2 separate regions of the Homo sapiens genome follow, and region 2 is linked to region 1. The links are chromatin loops, found by intact Hi-C in ENCODE. Cell type or tissue: mammary epithelial cell. All regions are shown on one strand. Each heading gives the region's core, and the rest is flanking DNA. Links, peaks and the distances in the headings are about the cores only. Region 1 overlaps ZFHX3 (zinc finger homeobox 3). Region 2 has its middle 36 kb from the start of ZFHX3-AS3.

Region 1 (5,380 bases), core at 172-5,171:
GGGGACATGTGATCACGTTTCATGATCCCCTCTCTTCCCCCTGTACACCCCTCTCTCCTGATTGTATTGTATTTTATTTTGTTTGAGACAGAGTCTCACTCTGTCTTCCAGACTGGAGTGCAGTGGCACGATCAGCTCACTGCAACTTCTGCCTCCCGGGTTCAAGTGATTCTGCTGCCTCAGCCTCCTGAGTTAGCTGGGATCACAGGCGCCTGCCACCATGCCCGGCTAAGTTTTGTATTTTTAGTATAGAGGGTGTTTCACTATGTTGGCCAGGCTTGTCTTGAACTCCTGACCTCCAGTGATCCGCCCACCTCGGCCTCCCAAAGTGCTGGGATTACAGGTATGAGCCACCACACCTGGCCCTGATAGGGTTTTAAGCTTTGGAATTTGGAAGTCTTTCAAACAAACTCAGAGTGCCAGCAGAATCCATGCCCCCTTCAGTCTGTCTCAAAGCCCTTGCGTCCTGGTGGTAGTTCTTGCTGCCGGTTCACTTTACCCTAAGAAAGAGAATCGAGATAGGAGCAACTCTCTGGGCCTCTAGGATTTGAGGACTACTCATGATGAAATAAACCTCTCAAGCCTTCAGTCTAGTGCAGTGAGTTATCTAGGAGGGAATTCAGTGATGGGGTCTCTGTGCATAGCATGCCTCCACCAGATAGGAAGTTGGGTGGAAGCTTAGTACGCACATCCCAAAGGGGTCTCTCGAGGGTGCCCAGTCAAGGCATGGGGAAGACCCCGTGTACGATTTTGCTTTTGCAGTAGGCATCCCCTTTTCATGCCTTTACCAATGTCTCTACCTTACAGTGGCCATTACTGCTTTGTTGAGTGTCCCTTTGGCTTCCCACTGCTTGAAAAGCTCTTTATGCCAGCAGGCCAGGGATATCTGAAGAACTCGCTGTGCCCGTGTTGGTGAGAGGCTGTGTGTGTGTGTGTGTGTGTGTGTGTGTGTGTGTTGCCCTATCAGTGAGCCTCCAAAGGGCAATCCTTGTTTGTTTTGTCATGGTGCCAGTTCCGGAGCCTCGTGCCAGAGCAAGCTGCCGATGGTGAGCCCACCGAGTGGTTTTCTTCCTGCCGAGAGGAAAACACACTCCTTGTTTCAGAGTCATTTTGGAGATAACTGCTGTGGGAAACTTTCCTTCGCCCAAGGCCAGCTCTCACCTCACCCTTACAGGTTTTCCCCATTGTCCTGTGTGTGCCATTTGGCGGAATCATTGCGAGGACGTACCTCTGTCCAGCAACGTTGAATGGTGTTTCCCAGGTGCTCTAATTAGCTGCCACAGGCCCAGAGAAAAGCAGCTGTACCATGTTCTTCATTTGTTCTCAGGTAGATTCGATGTGAATAAAAGAAAACTTAAGGCTCCTGGCTGCTTCTGCCTGCATTCCCCAAACTGCCAAGTGCAAAGAATCTGACCAAGTTCATTTCTCTTGGGTTTGTGCAGCCTTGAATGATAGCACTTACTTCTGTTCCAATTAGTGTTCTGCTGACTAAGAGCTACCTAATAGGAACTTAGGAACCATAGTAGACTCATCTTTCTATTAAACTAGTGAACCCGGCTTTGATAGCCCTTCCCAGGAAGCGGGAACCCAGGGGTTCACTTGCATGTAGTTCATACCTGATTTTTTCTCCTTCCGAGTAGAGTTTTTTTTTGGAGACAAAGTCTTACTCTGTCGCCCAGGCTGGAGTGCAGTGATTTCGATCTCTGCTTACTGCAACCTCCACCTCCCAGGTTCCAGCAATTCTCATGCCTCAGCTCCCCAAGTAACTGGGATTACAGGCGCCCACCACTACGCCTGGCTAATTTTTGTATTTTTAGTGGGTTTCTCCATGTTGGCCAGGCTAGTCTTGAACTCCTGACTTCAGATGATCCACCCGCCTTGGCCTCCCAAAGTGCTGGGATTACAAGTGTGAGCCACCATGCCTGGCCAATAGGCGAGGATTTTATTGGCCAAGTACAACTTGAGCTTGTGCTTCTTTAAGGATATCCCAGGTTTGGATGAGTGTTGAGGAAGAGAAAGGCTATTCAAAGGGCCTGGGGTTGTGGGAACAGAGTTGATAATGCATCAGAATGCAGAGATGATGGGGAGGAATCCTAGTTGGAGGGAAACGACACAGGTGATTGAATGGTAGTGTTAGTGGTAGATCTTGGGGTGATTTGAAACCGCTCTGGAGAGTTTCAGTTTGAATGTGTTTTGGTAGTTGTTTCTTGGATGGGGAAGGATGGGGATGAACATGATATTGGGAAAGCCAGACTGATCTTTCCTTTCTGTTTTCTGCAAAGATGGCACCAAAAGTTCCTTCCAGAGAGACCAGGGCCGACAGTGAGGGGGCAGTGTCCTTTGGACATGTTGAGCCATGCTGAGTCTTGGTTGGTGGGACACTAGGCATGTACAGACATCTTCTGGTCTTCTGAAAGTATGAGACACATATTCAAGTGCCAAGTCAGGAATGGACATTTTTGCTTTGGGAGTCAGCTCGTAATTTCAGTAATTGAAACCGCAGAAGTAGTTAAGGTAGCTGATGTACAGAGTTAAGAGCAGAGAGCCAAGGGGGAAGAGTACAATGACGCTTAAATACCTACAGGAGAACAGGGAGGAGAGATGTCTGTGAGTTGAAATGATAAAAGAATTTTATCGAATAAGTGGAAAATGTACCCATGGAGAGCTGTAGGAATGGGGAGAGGACAGGCAATGTAGAGATGACAGAGGTGGGAGGAGGGCCAGAATATGTCAGAAGTGAAGTGGGGGAAGATTTCAAGGAGTAGAGGGGGAAGCAGTTTTGAATGCAGGGGAGATTGAAGCTTAAAGTAGAGGAGGAGGAACCATTGACCAAGACCAGGAGGACACCGATGACTTTGGACAGAGGACAGAAATCTTGGCGACATAGTGCCTTCCCACCCTCCCGGAGCAGATACCCAGCCCTTCAGAGAGCTAGTCTTGTGCTCTGGGCTGGGGCTTGACATCCATATGTATTTTTATTGTGCCGCATAGTTGGTTCCACTGCACAAGAAAGCTTGAAAATGATTGATGCAGTTTGGCCCTTTATAATCACATAAAGGAGGGGGACTTCACTTGAATACAGGAAAATTGATGTGGAGCAAATGAAGCAGTGGACAGAGTCCACTCTTTGGATGGAGTTGAGATCTGAAGGACAGAGAACATCTTCTGAACTGGCAGTGTAAGTAGGTCAGACTCTCTCCTGTCCAGGAGCTTATAGGATGGTGGACTGGTAGGAACTCAAGGGGGAGGGATCACCAGTCAAATTCTGCAAAACCCTTTCATTACTCACTCAGAAAAGGACAACACACACCTGCCATAGAAATAACAGGCAAGGCCGGGCATGAATGCTCACACCTGTAATCCCAGCACTTTAGGTGGCCGAGGTGGGTGGATCACCTGAGGTCAGGAGTTCAAGACCAGCCTGGCCAACATGGTGAAACCCTGACTCTACTAAAACTACAAAAAATTAGCCGGCCGTGATGGTGCACACCTGCACCTGTAATCCCAGTTGCTTGGGAGGCTGAGGCAGGAGAATCGCTTGAATGCAGGAGGTGGAGGTTGCAGTGAGCTGAGATCGCCCCATTGTACTCCAACCTGGGCAGCAGGGTGAAACTCCGTCTCAAAAAAAAAAAAAAAAAAAAAAAAATTAATAGGCAGTTCACAAAAGAAATGTAGACTGCCAGTAAATATCCATAGATGGGTTCTGTCTTATGAGTAAAGAATGTGAGTTAAAATGAGATGCCATTTCTTGCCTGTCAAACGGACTTTTAAAAATAACAAAGTAAATACCCACTGTTGATGAGGGTGCAGGAAAACTGGTGCTCACACACCAGTGCAAGCAGGAGTGGAAAGGACTTTCCTGGGGGACAGTTTGGCACGTTCCAGAGGGCCTTAAATGTTCCTAGCATTTGAGTCAGCAACTCTACTTCCAGAAATGCATCCTAAGGCAATACAGACACAACGTCATGAGTAAGAGCCTAGTTTTAGAGTGGTAAGGGAGGCTTACCTACTTTCAAAGGCCGACTAAACTAGCATGCAGCTTGGGCAAGGTACTTAACTCTCTAAGCCTCAGTTTCCTCACCTGTAAAGTGGGCTGCCGCAAGGATCAAACAAAACAACATGTTCAGAAAAATAGTGCTCAAAACCATGCTTGATTCAACCAGGTGGACAGTAATGGAGCTACTACTTGGTTTGTTGTTTTTGTTGTTGTTGTTATATGTGTACAAAGATTTAAGGGCCCTTATTGCAAAATGAACAGCAAAATATTGGGAATTGTTTAAATGTCTAATAATAGCATTTGGTGGAAATTATGCAATGTGTATAAGATATAGTATCTATATAGCCATTAGTTTTAACTTATGAAGAATATTGAATGGCATAGGAAAAATTTCATACTAAATTAGGTTAAAAGGGCGGCCTACATAAACAGCAGCGTGATCCGAGGTAGGTAAGGAAAATCTGTATCTGTAAACGTGCAGAGGAAAAAAGCCCGAAAAACTACCTACCAGTGGTTCTCTAGCTGGTGGAATTGTCAGTGATTTTAACTTTAGCTGCTGAGTCTTTTTGTACATATCCAAATTTTTAAAATAATGAACTCCCACAACTTTAATCATAAGACATGATTTAACATAAATTTGACATCATGACATGCCAGATTGAAACTGTAATGGGCCAGATGGCACGTTTTTACATTGTCTCCTAGCTTTTGCCCTATAATCCCAATAGCAAGAGTGGAGAGAGAGTAGAAATAGGATCTTGGAGAGGGACTTTGAGGAAATTGGGAGGAGATGAAAAAGCCTTGAGTGCTGGCAAAGGAAACACATAAGTGTTGGTTATGGTTAGTGTCAGAAGGTGTCCGGTTTAGCCGGGAAAGTGCCAGAAGATGGGTGAAGGTTGGGGTTGTGAGCTGCGGGCTTGCAAGGTAGGAGAGGTGGGTTGGTACAGTCAGGTAAAGCAATGGTATTTGGTGAAAGGAGGTTCTGCTGCAAATCCGGGAGGGGATCCGTGCTCTATGGTAATTAAATCCAAGTCAGGAGCACCAGTCAAGCCAGTCATGGGCACACGATGCTTGTCTTTCTTGTTGTGGAAATGGTGGAAAGGCCTCCACGTGACTCAGGGTAGAGACTTACGTACTCAAGTGTGAGATACAGTTACTATAGCTGTTTAAATTGCCCCAAATCCCTTTTTAGAACAAGGCAGAGCATAAATAATAGCTGGTTTGTCTTGCTTTTTATTATTATATTCATGGGTTTGGTTTTGATTCATGGTGGTTGAACTCTGAGTATGTTTACATATATAGTAAAAAAAAAAAAAATCTTTTTTAATTCCTCTAAGTACACACAGACTGGGTTCCTAGACCTGCCTCCGCTGTCACGACTCT
Region 2 (5,380 bases), core at 86-5,085, 220 kb before region 1:
ATTTGAATCTGTTTATTTCTTTTTCTTTTTCATTTAAAATGACATCCAATGTCATTGTTTTTGATGTTGATGGTTTGCTTTGAGAAGGCAGAACTGATTTTTTATAAAAAGGAGAGTCTGAAGTATTTGAATATAACAAGTAGGTTGGGGGAAAGAATCCAGTGCCGTTGGCTTTGCCTGGGAGAACTTGCTTCCCTCCTGCATCTGAGTGAAAGTCCCCTTTTGTTTCTGCCCTTCCCAATGATGACAGAAGCCCTTCGCTTCCAACATGTCCCTCTGGCATATTAAGGAAGTTTCTGTAGCGAGGATGAGCCACCAACTGAATCTGGAGGTCTAGATATAGGAAAAGGAAACCACAAAGATGTCACCCAAGAACTCATCTAAATGATGGGATTACATTTGCCTTTTGTGCCTCTTTGTTTTACATGCAGTTTCTGGCCTTTGTTTCTCGATAATCAACGAAAGCTAGAGAAGAACCCCAAGCTCTCACTTGAGTCTTAGAAATTCTACCGATTTATTTTGATTTATTACTATTAATCAGAATTATACCTTTCTGCATAAAATAAGCATTTTTTAGTTTATTTTCTTCTTCATAACACTGGTATGTCCAGCAATGGGGTTAAACTTCAAAAAAAAAAAAAAAAAGATACCAGCATGGAAGAGAATAAAGTAACCAATGGTATTCATGCAGTTAAAAGACTTACAGTCTTTGTGATAACGGTGACATGATTCTTCAAACACCAAATAAGGGGCTGGGCATGGTGGCTCACACCTGTAATCTTAACACTTTGGGAGCCTGAGGCGGGCGGATCACTAGGTCAGAAGATGGAGACCATCCTGGCTAACACAGTGAAACCCCACCTCTACTAAAAATACAAAAAATTAGCCGGTCATGGCAGCACGCGCCTGTAGTCCCAGCTACTCAGGAGGCTGAGGCAGGAGAATCACTTGAACCTGGGAGGCAGAGGTTGCAGTGAGCCGAGATCGTGCCACTGCACTCCAGCCTTGGCGACAGAGCAATACTCCATCTCAAAAAAAAAAAAAAAAAAAAAAAAAAAAAAACCACCAAATCAGATACTCTACTTATCTTCTTTTTCTTTACCGACACCCAAGTACATTTGGAACACTGACAAGAAGCATCTTTTATACCTGAAATAAAACAGGGTAATAACCATAAACTGAAAAGCACTGGGATTTGAACCAACGGCCAGCCCATTCCCAGCCCACTTAGTCTATGTCAAGTAAGGTTTGTGATAATGAATGAATGAGTTGTAATCATTGTTTTTTACCCTCAGGCTGTGTCTGCCTATAGTATGTAACATTAGAAATGAAGACATCTATCATGTTTAGTAGAAATACACATGATCAAATCCCAAAAAGAAAATACTTTTCTCTGAAATATCCAGATAAGTCATGGGGAAGTGGTTTAGGTGGTTTGAATTATCCGCTTAGTTGACTTTCCTCACCTCCTTGCATGAGCATATACAATCCAATTGCTTTATGTTTACTCATCATTTGCTACAATGTCTGGAGCAGGGTACTGAGATGAAAAATACAACAGACAACAGACATGGTACTTGGACCAATCACCATATCCACCTTGCTAGCTTGTCCTCTACTTCATGTGCTCATAGTAAATCCTTCCTAGTCACGCTCTCATGCCGTGGATATAGCAATACCCACCTCCTCCAACAATTCATCCATTGATGCCATTATCCATTGTTTATGACATTGTAACCACAGTAATGAATTGATATATCTTGATCTTTGAAATGCTTAGACAGGAGGCCACACATTATAAGAAAACAACAGTGTCAAGACTCAGTTCTATTCAGCAGGGGTTAGAAGTGGATATTGTGCAGAAAAATGCATTAAAGTTGAAGGGGGGGATTGTTTAACATGATGGTTTTAAAGACATAAACAATTATGGTGGGCAATAACTCCTTCCATCAGAAGATGGTAAAGACGCCCTACTTAGGCCAGGGTTGCTGGTGGTGTTCCAAGTCGTGCTACCAACAGGAAACACTAGGGGTCACCATGTCAATACCAGTGTCCCAGCTCCATGGCCCTCCAGAACGCCTACCATCAAGAGTCCTGGGCTCCCTGCTCATCCAAGGAATGCCACTTAGTGCCTTTCATGTGGCATGGGACCATTTGCAGTTATTTCAAGCATGGCTGAAATAGTGAGGTAGAGTCCTCTCAAAACCTCCTTCTGGTGAATGGTATTTTTTAAGTGCCACCTACACGTATGGGTCTATTATTTGGGCTAGATGTCATTATAAGGAGTGGACAGACCAGTCATTCAAATATGGCACATTTTCATTCCATAGCTACATGGGATTCCAACTCAGATGTTCTGCTAAAGCCAGATTCTCTCAAACCAGGAGAACACTTTTTTTTTTTTTCTGGCCAGGATGGACACTACTGTTGAGTGTTAAGCACAAAATTAATGTTTCCCTTGTCCTTTGTTTCTCAACTCTATGTTTTCAAGCCCCAGTTCAGAATTATTTTTCAGAGAAGAAATGTAAGCAGTTGTCTATGATCTACAAATATGGCGTCACTAGGCTGTATCGAAGTCCGTAGCCATCAGGATGGGAAATTGCTAACCCAAGTCCACAGGGAGCTCCCAAGCTCACTGTGATATGATTTCTGCGCACTCCTATTGCAGTCTTGAGGAAAATCTGGCCCTCCCCACCACCCCAAGGAGGAAGCTCTAGATATCCCATTCGGGGTAGAGCTTCTGAAGCTTGGGATTAATTAAAGCAGTTGAAGACCTGTGAAGAGCAATTAAACTGCACCAACCCCCACCCATCCCCCCTCCAAAAAAAAAAAAAAACTATTTCAAGAGAAACAGATGGCACTTGATAATAATGGTAAGATCACAGCCTAGATAAAGTACACTTCTAAGTCAAAATTAATTTTACAGCTTCTGGTGTTTTACACATTCTCTTTGTTTCTGTTTCATTAACTTACTGAGTACCTAATATGTACACGGCATGTGTGTTAGGCAATGAGGGAGATACAAAGATATACACGTATAAAGATGGTAACTAGTGGTTGCTACATTATCTTTCCTCTCTGCACCATTGGTGTAACTGCCTGACCCAAATCCATCTCTTCTGCAACCACCGCTTCTCTCCCACCTGTTCAGTCAGGCCCCTCACTCTCTCTAGCACTTCCTGCCGTTCCTGATTCCCCTTCACCAACCTTTACCTGTCCTATTTTTTTTGCTTTCTAGCCACTTAAATTGGATATAATAGTAAAGACACAGGCCAGGCGTGGTGGCTCACGCCTGTAATCCCAGCACTTTGAAAGGCCAAGGCAGATGGATCACAAGGTCAGGAATTCAGGACCAGCCTGGCCAATATGGTGAAACCCCGTCTCTACTAAAAATACAAAAACTAGCTGGGTGTGGTGGTGCATGCCTGTAGTCCCAGCTGCTCGGGAGGCTGAGGCAGAAGAATCACTTGAACCCAGGTGGCGGAGGTTGTAGTGAGCCCAGATCACACCACTGCAGTCCAGCCTGGGTGACAGAGCAAGACTCCATCTCAAAAAAAAAAAAAAAAAAAAAAATAGTAAAGACACAACCATATTTTGTAGTATTTCTGTATCTTCTCTGTACTTAATTTTCCAAACAGGTATTTGTTTCCCTAAGAAAAGAAAATGCAGATATTTGATTTTTTCGGAAAAAATCAGTTTTTCCTGTGGGTTATCAGCCCTTAATAGAAAAAACAAAGGGTCCTCCCCTTCTCCCTTTTCCAAACCATATTCATGGTTTGGTGAGAAAGTGATTTAAGAAATTTCCATGTGGCAAATTAATTTTGCAAAGCCAATGGTATAGAAGTAGAGAAATAAATCAAGAACATGCAAAAGGTGGTATTTGTTAAGTAGGTATTTGGAGAGACTTGAAATATGCTTCTGTCTAACCTGAAAATGAAACTCTTGTGGGTCTAACCCTTAATTCCTACCAAATTATAATGAGGTCATCCAGGTAGAATCCTAGCGAAGGGTATGTTTGCTATTATTTGTTTTTTGATTCAGGTTCTTGCAAACCCTAGCCTATAAACACCATACTTAAGAGAGTTCTTCATAAAACTTAAAATAAGGAAACTTCCACTATTAACTGAGAGGTTCATGACTTTGACCTTCCATTTCTCCAGAATTAGGAATTCTTAACAAAGTGACTCTTGGCTATTCACAATTGCCATGGAAATAGAGGCAAAGAGAAAGTTTCTCCAGGATTCTCTCAGAGCAGTGTGAATTGGGTGTGGACAAAAATTGCAATGACATGCATCAAAGGCATACCACTCAAGAAAAAGATTTATGAAGCCTAGCTTGGGTTCAATTATATCATACATTTTCTTTCTTTTTTGGACCTCTAGTTGACGTAACCATAATATAATTTTATTATACCAGATACTTTTCCTTACTATATCCAAAACTGTACTTGGATGATCCTGGTGACCTAGCAAGTAAGAAGGCAATAAGGTTGGATGCAGTGGCTCATGCCTGTAATCCCAGCACTTTGGGAGGCCAAGGTGGGAGGATCACTTGAGCCCAGGAGTTTGAGACCAGCCTGGATAACATGGTGAAACCCCATCTGTACTGAAAATACAAAAATTAGCTGGGGGTGGTGGTGCACGCCTATAGTGCCAGCTACTCTGGAGGCTGTGGTGGGAGGATTGCTTGAGCCTGGGAGGTCGAGGCTGCAGTGAGCCATGATCGCACCACTGCACTCCAGCCTGGGTGACAAAATGAGACCCTGTCTCAAAATAAATAAACAAAATAAAGGAAGGCAATAAAATAAAATAAAAAAGAAGTTCCTAAACCGGGGTCTATGAACCCCAGCAATTCCATGGATGGGTTGGAACACCCTGAAGATATATGTGAAGTTTAGGGGCATATGTTAACTCTTCAGCAGAGAAAGTTCATAACATTTGTCATACAAGCCGTGGCCCTCAGAAGCTTAAGAACCCACTGGACTAGAGGGTCCTAGCGAGGTCTTTCAGAAACGAATCAGGCTTCATCACTGCATGGACCACAAACATTTGACTCATGACGATTATACTGTCACTACATCTTGAGTGTATACCATGTGCCAGGGCATGGTTTAAGCATGTGGTGCATACTTACACAATCCTTATCAGATGGGAATTCCTATTATCCCCACTGTACAGCTGAGGATGCTGAAACACAGAGAGGCAGGCGGCTTCCCAAGGACATAGGAGGGAAAGTGGCAGAGTTAGAATATGACCAGGGTCTGGCCCCATAGTCTGTGGGGTTTAACAAACTGCTTCACCACTATGCAGTACTGCCTCTTGACTAAAGGCTCCTCCCAGACAGGGGTTGTCCCCTTTCAAAACAAACCAGAACTGAGGGT

The links. A loop is a pair of places that touch in the nucleus more often than their neighbours do. Peaks named below come from ENCODE experiments on the same cell type or tissue, not always from the same donor. Only the 100,000 strongest peaks of a DNase experiment are listed, where the experiment ranks them.
Region 2: it touches region 1 in a loop (4-fold over the local background); 4 of 110 quality-filtered maps call a loop at or near these places.

The regions. Positions count from the first base shown.
Region 1 is chr16:72,970,145-72,975,524 of GRCh38, reverse strand. All of the region lies in intron 1 of ZFHX3 (zinc finger homeobox 3), which reads left to right. Among named protein-coding and RNA genes, the nearest start is that of ZFHX3, 75 kb to the left of the region's middle. In mammary epithelial cell, for the core only: no CTCF peak of the experiment used is centred there; a DNase peak (open chromatin) is centred at 2,444; H3K27ac peaks cover 412 bases.
Region 2 is chr16:73,193,607-73,198,986 of GRCh38, reverse strand. It overlaps a transcript of ZFHX3 not described here. Among named protein-coding and RNA genes, the nearest start is that of ZFHX3-AS3, 36 kb to the left of the region's middle. RefSeq lists an enhancer at 1,821-2,322. In mammary epithelial cell, for the core only: a CTCF peak has its summit at 2,026 (motif pointing right); no DNase peak of the experiment used is centred there.